Regions from separate parts of the Homo sapiens genome. Here region 1 is linked to region 2. A link is a loop called in an ENCODE intact Hi-C map of the cell type or tissue named here. Cell type or tissue: chondrocyte. All regions are shown on one strand.

Region 1 (8,000 bases), 210 kb after region 2:
AGGCAACTGAGAGGCACAGCTGCATCTCCTGCCGCCTTGGTATGTCACAGCCATCTCTCCTCCTCCTTCCTGCCTCCCTCAAAACCTCAATGAAAACCAAGGAAGGCACAGCTCACCCAATGCTGTTGATCCACTTAAAGCATGAAGAAATGCTGTGAATCGAAGTTTCTTTTTCAGTAAATTATTTCATAAAATTAAACCAAAACTATGGCCTTTTAGTAGCTGGCCTCCCTCAGGGTCTCCTGCCACCTACCCAATCCTGTCTCACACACACAGATACTTACATATCAGGGTTCAAACATACCACTGGAATCACATAAAATGAAAACATTACAACTCAGGCAAGGCATTCCCAATTTTGACTCATGATTAAATTATATTTTATGGTAAAGTCTCAACTTCTCTGAGTTTGAATAAAACCTAAGAATGTTTTATAAAAAATTCATTTGTTTGCTAGTTATGACTGTACTAATACCTGCCATTTAGCAAATGTCTATTATGTGCCAAATCCTGTGCTAGGAGAACTAGGAACACAAACGAAGACAGTTGAGGCCAGGCTCCCACAGGCATGATAATGACAAAATGGTCCCACTGCGTTTCAGATGAAAATCTCAAGAGGCACTTGCTAGAAAGCTTTAAGGGTCTTCTGTACTGAGGAAGTTCAAGATTATGATTTATAATAACACTTCAAATTAGCAAGGTGGCCAGAAATCCTTCCATTTTAGTCTCTAGCTGTCAAATGTTCTCATAGTAAAACCATACACATTGCTAAAAAACGAAATAATTACCTTATATAAGATAGCACCTTTTCCTAGTAGCTAGTTCCTAAATTGTCTCAACTCTTCCTTCACAACATCTCCAAAATATGTCACCTTCTCACTTTTCCTTTTTTTTTTTTTTTTTTTTGAGATGGAGTCTCGCTGTCGCCCAGGCTGGAATGCAGTGGCATAATCTTGGCTCACTGCAATTTCCGCCTCCTGGGTTCAAGTGATTCTCCTGCCTCAGCCTCCCAAGTAGCTGGGACTACAGGTGCCTACCACCACACCTGGCTAATTGTTTTGTATTTTAGGAAGAGACGGGGGTTTTGCCATGTTGACCAGGGTGGTCTGGAACTCCTGGGCTCAAGTGATCGGCCCTCCTCGGCCTCCCAAAGTGCTGGGATTACAGGCGTGAGCCACCGTGCCCGGCCTCTCATCTTTCCTAATCTAAGTGAAATTACCTCATCTGTCTTCCATCGTTACAACAGAAATTTCAAAAGCCAAAGGAATTCTAACATGATGCAGGCATTATAACGCTTAAACATCCTTAGGATTTATATGGCTTAGAATTTTAAAAAAGGGAAAGTAGACAGCAGTAGTAATAGCAGAAACTGAATGAGAAAAATTAATAATGTGATTAGGCTGTTTAACTTCTTAAAAATCTTTAAAGCACACTGTAAGGAACAAGTAGAGTGGCCACTCTGAATCTCCCTTATTTGACTGAGACTTCTCCAAGGGCCGATTTTTTGAAGAGCTCTGGTAGTTTGGGCCAGGCATTTTTGAGCGATAAAATGCAATGAACTGCAGACTTCTGATTATCCAGAGCCTACAGACTTGAGCTATATTAAACTTCACAATCTCTCCACCTCTGTTCTCCTACCTTATCCCCCCATCTGAAGTGCCCTCTCTCCTCTTTTCCAAACTTCTTACTATTCAGATACAACTACTAGGAACTTGACAACCTAAATACCACTAACAATAACAAAGGACATAAGACAATGACATGCACGTAACTTTTGTTGCCCCAGGCACTCAGACCACACCAAAAAGCATGCTCTTGCGTGCTAACAAAACCAGATCAATAAACATGGCATTCAAAGTAATTCACCTCCACATCAAATATTTTAAACATAAATCAGAAAATTTATACCCACATAATCCTGTAAAAAAACTACTGGGATGAGGGAATCTTGTGAATAATATGTTGAGTCCAATTCCACTTTACTTTTCTCTTTTTTTTTTTTTTTTTTTTTTTTGAGACAGAGTCTTGCTCTGTTGCCAGGCTGGAGTGCTGTGGCGCGATCTCGTCTCACGGCAACCTCCAACTCCCTGGTTCAAGTGATTCTCCTGCCTCAGCATCCCTCGTTCAAGCGATTCTCCTGCCTCAGCCTCCCAACTAGGGGGGATTACAGGCACGCACTACCAAGCCCAGCTAATTTTTGTACTTTTAGTAGAGATGGGTCTTTACCATGTTGGCCAGGATGGTCTTGATCTCCTGACCTCGTATTCCACCCGCCTCGGCCTCCCAAAGTGCCAGAATTACAGGCGTGAGCCACCGTGCCCGGCCCTTTATTTTCATTTTAAACACAAAAGAAAAGGAGCAATCACTTCTCCAATTACCTGTTGTGTAAGACTGCTGAATGGCCAAATCTGTTGACATCATGGTGGAGATCAGGTCTGGGAAGCACTGACCAGCGGTCACAGGCTAGGAGAAAGAAAAATATATTTTTAAACGGACTACCATTTCTAATCAACAGGACCTGACATTTTCTTTGGGAAAAATACTACAACAAAGAGAACCTCATAAAACATGCCTCTCAATTTTCTCAGTTACAACATCATTTCTGGGTTAAAATGAAGCAGCAGCAGAGCAACAGGGCATGGAAGAAAGGCGGGATCATACCACAATTCTAACTAGCAAACGCACCCGAAATCCATGACATCTGGATCACTCACCCAACTGCCTATCAGTTTGATGCACTAGAATTGAGACAGAGTCTCGCTCTGTCACCCAGGCTGGAGTGCAGTGGTGTGATCTCAGCTCACTGCAAGCTCCTCCTCCCAGGTTCACGCCATTCTCCTGCCTCATCCTCCCAAGTAGCTGGGCCTATAGGCGCCTGCCACCATGCCTGGCTAATTTTTTTTATTTTTAGTAGAGATGGGGTTTCACCGTGTTAGCCAGGATAGTCTCAATCTCCTGACCTCGTGATCTGCCCACCTGGGCCTCCCAAAGTGCTGGGATTACAGGCATGAACCACCACGCCCAGCCAAGAATGTTTTTTAAAGCAAGCAAATTTTACATTCTACAAAGCTTATGTCAGCAAAACATGGGTTTCATAATTATTTTCCACTCTTTTCTATATTGATTTGCTCAAATTTAGTAGCTAAAATGGAAAAATAAAGGTGGAAAATGAAATTTCAAGAAATTTAAATGTCACCTAATTTTTACAAAGTCCTTTCCTAGATCCCATAGATTGATTAATTTTCCCTTGTTGTGACCCATACTAGCAACTTCTCTTCTGGATCTAATACCAACTGGTGCTGCTATACCATGCCAACCTCACACTCAGTGTCTCACTCTTTGAGCCCTTAAATATGTGCCGGTCTTTTCCACCTCTGTGTCTCTGCAAACTGGGTTTCCTCTGCCTGGAGAGTGCTGCCTAACTTCACCTACCTGACACCTAGTGTCCCCAAGGACCCAGAGAGGATGGCCCCTCCTTAAGAAAGTGTTCCCTGTTTATCACTCTACCCTCCATGACTTAAAGGGTACTCAGAGGTGCTCTCATACATTCTTTTCAGCCAGAAACACCCTGAAGTGCAATTCTATTGTCTGCTCATTTCTCTACCTCTTCTACTTTGAGGCTAAGGGCTTTAAGTTATTCATCTGATCTCCTCAATGTACAAACTGAGTGGCTGGCACACAAATGTCTGTTAAAAACGAATGTCTGACTTGGAATAGTCAAAATCACAGAGACAGACTGTAGAATAGTGGTTGCCAGGCATTGTGGGGAGGAAGAAATGGGACATTATTGTTTAATGGGTATACAGCTTCAGTCTTACAAGATGAAGACAGTTCTGAAGATGGATGGCGGTGATGGATTTATAACATTATGAATGTGTTTAGTATCACTAAACTAGACATTTAAATATAGTTAGGATGGTAAATTTTATGTGTATTTTACCACAATCAAAAAAATAATAATTTGTTTAAAATGAACATCTGACAATTTTTATGAAAGAGATCATCCGGTATGCATTTGCTTTGCATGAACAAATACTGCCCTCTTCTGGTCTGGTATATTGCCACACCAAGACCATGTGAGAAACCAGTTTTCTAGGGAATGAGATAAAGCTAATACGTGAACCAATTTTAACACAATGCTGGTGGTTGCAACTATGTAACACTACCAGGTAGGCATAACATGACAAAGGAGAGACTAGACACCTCAACTCAGCCTTAAAAATTAGCATTCAAGCAATTAACAGGAGTGATTTCAAAAAGAATTTAATGTAGAAATAATTTTTACCAGATGTGTAACATTAGTCAAATGAATATAAAAAATACCATTTGGACCTCTTTCAAATGGCCTGATCATTTTGAACTGGCAATATTTTCAGTCTCCTTTTAAATGCTGCTTATAGTATAGGCAAAAAGATGCCTGAAGAGAAAATGGTTTTGGGAAACTTACCAATGTCATAGGCCATGAAATCTGAAGAGAAGCATTTGGCGCCATGGCTCATAGATGTGTCATTGTGTGTGTTTCCTCCAAACACCAGCATGGTTCCACTCACTATCACAGCTGTGTGCAAGTAACGGAAAAATCGGCTGTCCTTAAGAATGGTCCTTTTGAGTTTATTTAGAAATAATAAATACAAGGTTAGTTTTTAAAGAATATTTATGTATCTGCTAATGCAAGCACAACCACTTTATTAACCTCAGACCCAAATGTACAAATCCTTCCAGAGTTTTCCCTACATAAAAGTAAGTTTTTCAACAATAAATACAGATAATTTTAAAGACCTGTAAGAGTTTTGGCAAAATATATTAAGAACCTTAAACTCTTCATACCCCGTAGCTATATAATTCCAGTTTCTGGGCAGAAATCATGTGAAATATTGACAGAAGCTTAATGCATAATGGTTTCTTAATGACATAAAAACTAGAAAGAAACCAAAACTTTCACCTGCATAGTCTCAGCATACCCACAAAATGGAGTATTGCACAGCTACTAAAAATGATTATTTTTATGACAGAATATAAAACAGTACCCATAGCAAGGTATCAAACATGTGAGGAAAAAGAGGAGAAACCATCGCTTTATAATTACATTATTTCGTAACTCAAATTTGCTTTACATTTGTTAAAAAACTCTAAGTATTTTCTAACCAACCTGCTACAGAATTACAGAATAACGTAACAAAATAAATACTAGCTACTTTATTACCCTCTGTTTATTTCCCAATTTCTCTATATATAATGCCGAACAGAATTATCTGCCAGGCATGAAAACAAAAAGATAGCACAATATTTTCTCCACAATTGCCTCTACAGAATTTACACCTTAAAGTGAAAGCTCAAGAAAAAGTACCCACCACATCTGGGTATCCACATCATATCGGTAGAGATCATCTGCAAGCCGGTACTTATTGGCACTGAAAGCCTTGTAGCCACCATGAACGTATAGGGCCCTGGTCCTATGGTCGTAAACACTGCTATGGCCGTAACCCCCTTGCACAAGGGCACCCTGGGTGTGTAATATACTCCATGTGTTCTTATCTGGAAAGGAAAGACAGTTAAAGGCAAGCATGGCAGGCTCCTCCTCTCTACTACTGAAAATGTCCAAAGAGCTTAGGGCATGAGAATGGATTTCAGGAGACCTGATACATATACTTTTTTATCTTTATATTTTAAAGAAAGCCACCTAAAACTTATAACAAAGCCATGTGGCCCAATTCCAGTCTGTTCTATGTTCTGATGTTCTAATATGCCATGTAGGAAAAGAATTAACTAAATTTAAAACACTCAGGGCCAGGCGAAGTGGCTTACATGTGTAATCCCAGCACTTTGGGAGGCTAAGGTGGGAGGATCACTTGAGGCCTGCTATGTTGGCCAGCCTGGGCAACATAGCAAGATCCCATCTCTACTAAAATTAAAAAATTAGCCAGGAGTGGTGGCACGCACCTGTAGTCCCAGCTACTAGGGAGGCTAAGGTGGGAGGATCACTTGAGGACAGGGCATCAAGGCTGCAGTGAGCTATGATTGTGCCACTGCACTCCAGCCTGTGTGAGAGAACAAGAGCCTGTCTCAATAAATAAAATGTTCACTCAAATGAACATTTAATTCCCTACAACCTTTGGTGACCAATATACAGATATATTTTATAGGCCTACTTTCACAAAATGTTAATTATACCTGGTATTCCTACTGCACAACAACAGATACAATGAAATTTAACCAAGGGAAATATTTCATATTAAGGGTAAATCATACTCCACTAAACCAATCTCTAAAGGGCTGGGCAAATATTTTTTTTCTTCAATATTTATTGTTTTGAACCATTTTTATTTATTTATTTTAAATACCCAAAGCACTTTGCGTCATCTTTGGCTCCTTACCAAATTGACAGTAACAAATACATACTACATAGGAGCATCGATAATCTGCATTTCACTGGTAATACATCAATGTTAACTATGTTGCTTTTGTTTGTTTGTTTGTTTGTTTGTTTTGAGACGGAGTCTCACTCTGTCCCCCAGGCTGGAGTGCAGTGGTGCAATCTTGGCTCACTGCAACCTCCACCTCCCGGGTTCAAGCGATTCTCCTGCCTCAGCCTCCTGAGTTGCTGGGATTATAGGTGCCCGCCACCAGGACAGGCTAATTTTTGTATTTTTAGTAGAGACAGGGTTTCACCATGTTGGTGCCAGGCTGGTCTTGAACTCCTGACCTTAGGTGATCCGCCCGCCTCAGCCTCCCAAAGTGCTGGGATTACAGGAGTGGGCCACCACGCCTGGGCCCAGTGTTTACTATGTTTCAAGATAAAGTACCGAATCAAGATTAGGTTGAACTTTTCTAAACAGTCAAAATAATAAGCTTAGAGGTTTTAAATCTGATGTTCAAAAGGCATCTACTGGAAAAAATATACCTACCCAAATCATATTCCTGCACATTGCTTATATATCCATAGAGAGGGCAGTGACCAAAGATGACCAGCATGACCACTCGGCCATTCTTCAGTGTAACAATGTGTGCAGAGTGCCCAACCACTGCATACTGCTCCTTTGCCTTAGGGGTCAACAACACCCATGACTCATTATGAATGTGAAAAACTCTCAACTCATTGGTCACATTCCCAGTTGAATCAATTTTTCCTCCATACATGTAAATTTTATCCTAGGAAAAAAATGCAAACAAAATTTTTAAAAACATTGAAAAGATTAAATCTGAGAACAGAGAAGAACAAAAGCTCAATATTATTCTCAGCTTAAAAAAGGTTAGTCAAGAAACTAAAAATAGAACTACCCTATGATCCAACAATTTCGATACTGGGTATATATCCAAAAGAATGGAAATGAACATATCAAAGAGATATCTGCACTCCCATGTTAATTGCAGCACAATTGACAATAGCCAAAACATGGAATCAACGTGTCTATCAATGGATAATTAGATAAAGAAAATGTGGTGTATATATACACAATGGAGCATTATTCAGCCGTTAAAAAGAATGACATCCAGTCATTTTGTAGCAACATGGACTGAACTGGAGGTCATTATGTTAAGTAAAATAAGCCAAGCACAGAGACAAATATCACATTATCAATCATATGTGGGAACTAAAAAAGTGGATCTCATGAAGATAGAGAGTAGACTGGTGGTTACCAGAGGCTGGCAGGCTGGTGGGGGAGAATGAAGAAGGAAAAAAAGAATGTAAATATATTTATTACCACCAAACTGTACACTTAAAAATGGTAAAGATGGTACCATTATATACGTATATTTTACCTCAGTAAAAAATAAATTAAAAAAAATTTTAAGGGTTAGCAAAAGGCGCCTTTCAGTGAGTTACTAGGAAAAGGATAAAAAAAGGGAAAAGGGAAATAAAACTAATCATATTTTACATCTCTAATACTTCACCAGTTTTCTTGGACTTCCTCACATGAATCTTTTATAGTATAAAAGGACTTGGAAAAATAAAGTTGCCTCATCCTACCATCTATCTATAAAAATGAGGAAATGAAAAT
Region 2 (8,000 bases):
CCACCTCCTGGGTTCAAGTGATTCTCGTGCCTCGGCCTCCTGAGTAGCTGGGACTACAGGCTCATGCCACCATGCCCAGCTAATTTTTATGTATTTAGTAGAGGCAGGTTTCACCATGTTGACCCGAACACCTGAGCTCGAGTGAGCCGCCCGCCTCGGCCTCCCAAAGTGCTGGGAAAACAGGGGTAAACCACCGCACCCGGCTAAGGTTAACATTTAAATCAGCAGATGAGGCCGGGCACGGTGGCTCACGCCTGTAATCCCAGCACTTTGGGAGGCCGAGGCGGGCTAATCACCTGAGGTCAGGCATTCAAGACCAGCCTGGTCAACATGGCGAAACCCCGTCTCTACTAAAAATACAAAAATTAGCCGGGCGTGGTGGTGATTGCCTGTAACCCCAGCTACTCAGGAAGCTGAGGCAGGAGAATCGCTTGAACCCGGGAGGTGGAGGTTGCAGGGAACCAAGATCATGCCACGGCACTCCAGCCTGGGCAACAGAGTGAGAATCCATTTCAAAAACAAAAGGAAAAAAGAAAGAAATCAGCAGATGAGTGAAACAGATTTCCCTCTCTAATGTGAGTGGGCCACATCCAGTCAGTTGAGACCTAAATAGAAGAAAAAGGCTGGCCCTCCCCAAATAAGAGAGAATTTTTATTGCCTGGTGGTCTTTGAACTGGAACATCAGCTTTTTTCTCGCCTTTGGGATCAAACTGAAACATTGATTCTTCCTTGGTCTCAAACCTGCTGCCCTTTGGACTGGAGATACATCATTGACTTTCCTGGCTCTCAGGCATTGGGACTCAGACTGGAACTAAACCATTGGCTCTCCTGGGTCTCCAACTTGCCAACCCAACCTGCAGCTCTTGGGACTGGTCAGACTCCATAATTGTGTGAGTCAATTCCTTATAATATGTCAGTCTTTCCTATCTGCCCTCTTTCCTAGTTCTGTTTCTCTGGAGAATCCTAGCTAATACAAAATCTTTCCTTAGCAGGCTGGGCACGGTAGCTCATGCCTGTAATCCTAGCATTTTGGGAGGCTGAGGTGGGTGGATCGCTTGAGGCCAGGAGTTCGAGACCAGCTTGTATAACATGGCAAAACCCCATCTCTACTAAAAATACAAAAATTATCCCGGCATGGTGGCTCACGCCTGTAATCCTGGCTACTTGGGAGGACATTGAAAACTTCCTCTTTTTTTTTTTTCTTTTTAAAGCCATATAACATTATATTGTCTGTACCAAATTTATTTAAGAAGTCTTCTATTTATGGACATTTGAGTTATTTCCAATCTTTTGCTATCACAAGAATGCAACAATAAATAACCTCATACACTCATGATTTAGTATCATGGGGAAGTATATCTAAATGATAAATTCCAGAACTGGGGTTCCTAGATCAAAGAATATATGCATCTGTAATCTTTGTTGTGTTTTTTTTCCTCTCTCTTTTTTCTTTTTTGAGTCAGAGTCTCGCGCTGTGGCCCAGGCTGGAGTGCAATGACACTATCTTGCCTCACTGCATCCTCTGCCTCCCGGGTTCAAGCGATTCTCCTGCCTCAACCTCCTGGGTAGCTGGCATTACAGGCACCTGCCACCACGCCCAGCTAATTTTTTGTATTTTTAGTAGAGATGGGGTTTCACCATGTTGGCTGTGTGTGTGTGTGTGTGTGTGTGTGTGTTTTCTCTTTTTTTGTGTGTGCATTTGTAATCTTGATAGCTGTTGTGAAATTGTCCTCTACAAGGGCATGGCTCAGAGGAGAGGCTGAAGACTGGTAGTCCGTTGCCCTGCTTTGTTTGGTTAGCATGGTGTAGCGTTTTTTACAAAATTGCAAATTTTTATGTTGATGAGGATGTGAAGCAACAGAAACTCTTATACTCTGCTAATGGGAGTGTAAGTAAGTACAGTCATTTTGGAAAACAATTTGCCAGTTTCTTTTAAAATTAAACACATGCCATGGCTGGGCATGGTGGCTCAAGCTTGTAATCCCAGCACTTTGGGAGTCTGAGGTGGGTCGGTCACCTGAGGTCAGGAGTTCGAGACCAGCCTGGCCAACATGGTGAAACCCCGTCTCTATTAAAAATACAAAAAAATTGGCCAGGCACGGTGGCTCATGCCTGTAATCCCAGCACTTTGGGAGGCTGAGGCAGGCAGTTTACCTGAGGTTGGGAGTTCGAGACTAGCGTGACCAACATGGAGAAACCCGTCTCTACTAAAAATACAAAATTAGCCGGCGTGGTGGCACATGCCTGTAATCTCAAAAAAAAAAAAAAAATACAAAAATTAGCTGGGTGTGGTGGCATGTGCCTGTAGTCCTGGCTACTGGGGAGGCTGAGGTGGGAGGAGTGCTTGAGCCCAGGAGGCAGAGGTTGTAGAGAGCTGAGATCGCACCACTGCATTCCAGCCTGGGTGACAGAGTAAGACTCTGTCTCAAAAAAAAAAAAAAAGTGGAATTACTCATTTCATTTATCATTTTTATTAGGTACTGCCAAGCAGTTTTCCAATGAGGTTATAGTTGTTTAATTTTTAATTAAAAAGAATAGAGGGCTGGGCACAGTGGCTTGTGCCTCTGGTCTGGTCCCAGCACATTAGGAGCCCAAGGTCGGGGGATCGCTTGAGGCCAAGAGTTTGAGACCAGCCTGGGCAACATAGTGAGACCCTGTCTCTGAAAAATAAAAAAAAAAACAAAAAACCGTGTGTTTGGAGTTGTAGCAAGTGTTGTGTTTTTTTGTTTTTTTTTAAAAGTCACCAGGTTCTCATGGTGAGTGGATTTTTTTTTTTTTTTTTTTGGAGATGGAGTCTGGCTCAGTCGCCCAAGCTGGAGTGCAGTGGCGCAATCTCGGCTCACTGCAAGCTCCGCCTCCCGGGTTCACGCCATTCTCCTGCCTCAGCCTCCCGAGTAGCTGGGACTACAGGCATCAGCCACCATGCCCGGCTAATTTTTTGTATTTTTAGTAGAGACGGGGTTTCACCGTGTTAGCCAGGATGGTCTTGATCTCCTGACCTCATGATCCGCCCATCTCAGCCTCCCAAAGTGCTGGGATTACAGGCGTGAGCCACCACGCCCGGCCGTGAGTGGATGTTTTATACGTGCTCCATCTGTTCTCCTAACCTGGAGTTGTTCCTGATTCTTCTTGTCCTGCCTCTGTCTCCAGGGGGCCTGGTAGGGGCCTGTGGTTTCCCTTGCAGAGCCATCTATCTTTGGTAAGGCCCTCCGCACAGGAAGCCCCAGAGCCTGGGCACTACTCGTGTGGTAACACAGACACATTGGGCAGTGATGGGGCAGCCAGGTAACTCCTGCCCTGACTTCCTCCTGACACAAAGAGTCTAATTTTCTCCTGGAGGCTTTCCAGAACCATCTTTGGCCTTCCCTGAGAGCATGTAGTATCCCTAGGCATGGGCAGCTCTGTATTTCAGCTCCTCCCAGTGGGCCAGACTGCCCGATGCCTGGGAGTGTGAGGAACATTTGGCAAGGACAGGAGACCACAGTTCTTTGTGTGTGGTGTCCCTCCTACACTAAACTGTGAGTGCCTTCCACTCCACAGAGCCTAGCACAATAACTTACTCATCAGATACATTCAGTAAATGTTTGCTGAAAGGAGTTGACAATTCGGAAATAACCCCGGGCTGTGCAGTTAGCAGCCAGTTTGTGTTTGAGAGAGCCCACACCAGAGATGGTTTTGAGAAGTTGGCTAGAAAGACTTTTGAAAAAGGCAGGCTTGGGCCAGGCGCGGTGGCTCATGCCTGTAATCCCAGCACTTTGGGAGGCTGAGGCAGGCAGATCACTTGAGGCTAGGAGTTTGAGACCCACCTGACCAACATGGTGAAACCCTGTCTCCACTAAAAATACAAAAATTAGCCCTGGGTGTGGTGGCGCGCACCTAGAATCCCAGCTACTTGGGAGGCTGAGGCAGGAGAATGGCTTGAACCCGGCGGGGGAGGGGGTGGAGGCTGTAGTCAGCCGAGATGGCACCACTGAACTCAAGCCTGGGCGACAGAGTGAGACTCTGTCTCAAAAATAAATAAATAAATAAATAGGCAAAACTTATCTTGGTTGAAGAGGGCTTGAATTTTGGCTATGAGAAGAGAGCGGGGAGGGCCTTCCAGGTTGGAAGGTGGGATAATGAGGGGGAGGGGATCACAAATGTCTGCACAGACCCAGAAGGTAACTAACCGTGAGAAACAGGGATTAGCGGGGACTATGGTAAATTTATGTGCTCTTAAAGGGGCTTGTAATGCCAGGCTGGAAAGTGAGCCCATGTTGTCAGATCTTCTGATATTTCAAAAGCCACGAAACCAGATTCCTGATTCCAGAAAGAGGCGGAGGAGGCAGGAGGGGGAAGGACTTCTTTTAAAAAGCCCCATGTGAGCTAAACAAAATACACCTACGGGCCACTTTGGGCCCACCGTCTGCCAACTTTAGACTTTCAAGACAAGGTCTAAAGGTAGTGTGGTGGGAGTGGGTAGAGTGGGCAGGAGTGGATGGGCTGAGATCAGAATGTGAAAAGCTCTCAATGTAAGCGCTGTCTCTCAAACGCGAGGGCACATGAGTCACCCAAAGTGCTGCTGAAGTTTGTGAAGCGCTACTGGAGGCAGTCCCAGAGGGCTTTGGAGCAGGAGAGGGACGCGATGAAAACAAGAGCTCAGAAAGATTAATTTGCCAACAGTGTGCAGACTGGAGATCAGCAGACAGGTTATGGGCCACAGGGTGGCAGACTTGAGGGCTCCTTTAAGGCAGCGACCCCGGCCCTGCTGAAGGGAGGCTGGCCTTCGGCCGCCCAGGCCGTCTCTCTAGTTCCGTTGGAAGCAAGGCGCTGCGTGCTCCGGACGGCTTACTGAGGGCACTTTGGGGAATCCGTCCCCACGGGCGAAGTATAGGTGGGGTGTTCGCGAACCGGCGGGCGGAGAGCACCGGCAAGAACCCCCGCAGACCGGAGGGCCACGCCTCTCGCTCCTCGGCTCATTGCAGGCGCCCACATCCCACCCCGCGGTGCTGAGCGAGGCGCATCTCGCTGCCATGGCGACCGCCTCCATGGAGACCGGGAGCAGAGGCTGCGGTCCCCGGGGGCGCGTCACAGGCTCTCCCAGCCCCCAGCCCGCGTGCCTTCTTTGTTCTGATGCTTCTCCAGGCCGGGCCAGGCACCCGGGACGCGTCTCGGGCCCGCACGGGGGTTGCTTCTTTCGAGACAGGGGATGGGGTGGAAGGGGAAGAGGTCCAAACCCTGGGGTCGAAACAGGAGTGATGGAGGGTTCCTCAGCTCCTGAACGAGACCAACACGGCCCGTATCGATGGCCGAAGCCGGCGTGGAAGCCCAGGGAGAAAGGCCACCTTCGGGAGCTCCACCCAGCCCCGAGACGCGCCCGACAGCCCTCCCGAGAGCGAAGGGCCCAAGGGAGGTGCGTCCTAAGCAAGGTTCAAGGCTAGAGGCGCTATCCCCCAGGCGGAAGAAGGAGCGGGGGCGGGGCCTATCCGAGGCCCTCCTTCTCCCTCTTCGAGTGGTCGGTTCTGGCCCCTGGCCTAGTTGGGCCGCCTGCCCGTCTTCCTCGCGAGAGCTCGCCCGGCAGGCGCGGACTAGCAGGGCGCTGCCTCGGCGACCCTGGCACGTGACGTAGGCGGCCCTCGCCAGTTGGCCGTTCTTTGGAGCCCGCTCATTGGTCCGGAGCGTCCCTCGCCCCACCCTCCCAGATCAACCAATGGGCGGAGGCGGGGGCGTGCCGACGGGAGGGCGGCCGCGGCGCGGGGCTCCCTTCCTCGTGCTCGGCGTTGAGCTCCTGCAGCCGCCGCCGCTGCAGTGGTCGTCCCTGCCCTCCCCGGCCCCGGGGTGCACCCCGCAAGGTGAGGCCACCCCTCTGCTCCCTGCCTCCCGGTTCCTTCCCGTTCGCCGAGGTCCCCTCCCGGTCCCGGCCCTGTCCTGAGCAGTCAGTGCCTGGGACCCCAGCGGCCGTGATGGCAGGGCTGGGGTGGGGGGCTCCGCTGTCGGGGCCGGGCCTGGAGGACTCCCCAGCACCTGAACTAGAGTGATGTCAGGTTCCCGGGGCGCAGTGACCGTTAGCTGGTGCAGCTGGGGTGTTTTCCGCGAAGCGATTGTCCGGGGGCATGAGTGCGGTAGTGAGGGCGGGGGCGTAATGGGGTCAGCGCCCCCTCCTCCCCACGACCCTGTTCATTGCCGCTGCCTCGCTGCATGACCTTGGACCAGTAGCATCTCTGAGCCTCCGAGCCTCAGCACCCTCAGGAAGGAGGGCAGTGATGTCTGGGAGTGCGGGCTCCGGAGACTCCTGCGTCAGCCGAGGTGAGTGAAGGTGGGGAGTGCACAGGATTATCTCCGAGGGACAGAGCCGCCGCCTCGCAGCTCAGGATGGATTGGATGGGGGGGATGTCCGATTACATTTCCCCCCTCCCCCTGAGATGACAAGAATGGGGTGTGGCGGGGGTGCCACACCCACAGGGATGGCTGCCGGAGAGGATAAAGGGTCCTACACCTGGACCCTTGGGGCCTCGGGGGCTTGGGCTGCACCTCCCTCCCGGTGGTATGAAGGAGGAGGGACTGGATTTAGGTTCTGGACCCGTGTTTCCATTAGTAAGCAGGGACTGAGAAAGGGAAGTCTCCGCTTGCCTTTCTTCTTGAATCTTGGCACTGGAAAGTGGAGGTAGGGCATTTTTCTGCTCCGGGGAGTTGAAGAAAGTCGGGGCAGCACCCCATCCCTCTCCCATTCTGGTCTTTTGTGGAGGGAAAATGTAGCTGGATATCCCCCCACATTCTATCCATCCTGAGCTACGAGGCAGCAGCCCTGTCCCTGGGAGATAATCCTGTGTGCTCCCACCCTCACCTTGGCTGACCCCCTGGATCCAGCCTGGCCTCTGCTTCTTGGGACCTCTGGATCACAGGCCCAGGGCAGGGCCTAGGTGGGGCATGCTATCTGGAGGCTAAGCACCCACTAGCTGAGGGCAAAGTGGGGAGAATGCTGGGCAGAGGAGGGCAGCACTTGTTGGGGAGGCAGGAAGGTGTGGGTGGTGAGGGTCCCTTCTCCATATTCCCCCACCCCCACCCCCAGCACCTCACTGTTAGAAGGAGAGAGAACAGCCATACTTATCTTTGCACCTTTGGCCCACTGGAGGGAGAAGGAAATTAAATCACATTAAAGCTGAGTTGATGTGAAGCTGCCACAACTACTGACCTCCAGCCTTGCCTTTCCAGGCTTTGTTCTGAGTATGTGTGGCCTCTGCTGTGTCCAGTCCTGAGAGTCAGCGGGTCAGTGTGGCCCCATCTCAAGGCCTCAATGGCTGTTCTTTTCACAGGCGTGAGCTTTAATGGGAGGCTACACAGTGCTTCTGCTGGACTGAGTGCTTGAGCCAGGACTGAGCCCCAGGCTGGGGTAGGAGAGGAAGAGGTAGGGAGGGTGGAAGGTTGCGGAGTTCCTGGCTCAGAGAGAAAGACCTCGAACCACAATGAGAATGGGGACTGAAGAAGGAATGAGAAATGAGGTCTCAGACGTTGGGAGCATGCTGACCAGAGGTGAATGGGTGTAGCTCCTCTTCCTGCACCCTGGGCTGGGGCCTGGAAGCTTGCTGACACTCCATCTCATGGGGAAGGGTATAATTTTTTTTGCTGGCGGGGAGGCACCATGTTCCTCCCTAGTCATTTCCCAGTTTCCCAGGATGTTCATTCTGCACATCTTCCTTGTGACCCCCTCTGGTTAGGGGGACTGGAAACTCCCAGCATCTGTTCTCTGACCCTCCCTAGGGACCTGGCTGCTTTGGGAGTGGGAGAAGGGGGAGGCAGGAGGAGGGAGGCCCCCTCACCCCTTGAGCTGTTTTCCAAGAAGGCTGACGTCCCTGGGGCCCACTCTAAGGGTCACTCCTGGCTCCTCCAGGATTGGCCTGAAGTGCCTCTCTGACGGTGCTGCTGAAACTGCTGTTGCTTTAGAAACCAGGCCTTTGGGGGTTTGCTTTTGCAGAGATGGGGGGTGCATTGTCACAGAGCTTCAGGCACAGTTGCAGCAAACC

What was found. A loop is a pair of places that touch in the nucleus more often than their neighbours do. Peaks named below come from ENCODE experiments on the same cell type or tissue, not always from the same donor. Only the 100,000 strongest peaks of a DNase experiment are listed, where the experiment ranks them.
Region 1: it touches region 2 in a loop (8-fold over the local background); 3 of 110 quality-filtered maps call a loop at or near these places.

What each region holds. Positions count from the first base shown.
Region 1 is chr20:3,559,811-3,567,810 of GRCh38, reverse strand. It overlaps ATRN (attractin), which reads right to left. Exons shown (of 29, transcript NM_139321.3): 8 at 6,906-7,149; 9 at 5,352-5,535; 10 at 4,448-4,602; 11 at 2,379-2,463. Among named protein-coding and RNA genes, the nearest start is that of ATRN, 93 kb to the right of the region's middle. In chondrocyte, a CTCF peak has its summit at 4,042 (motif pointing left); no DNase peak of the experiment used is centred here.
Region 2 is chr20:3,765,494-3,773,493 of GRCh38, reverse strand. ADISSP (adipose secreted signaling protein) reads left to right here and starts at 5,741. Exons shown (of 6, transcript NM_001258429.2): 1 at 5,741-5,831. RefSeq lists enhancers at 4,407-4,456, 5,118-5,704, 5,832-6,596 and a silencer at 5,607-5,846. In chondrocyte, CTCF peaks have their summits at 4,501 and 4,707 (motif pointing right); DNase peaks (open chromatin) are centred at 216, 3,173 and 5,563.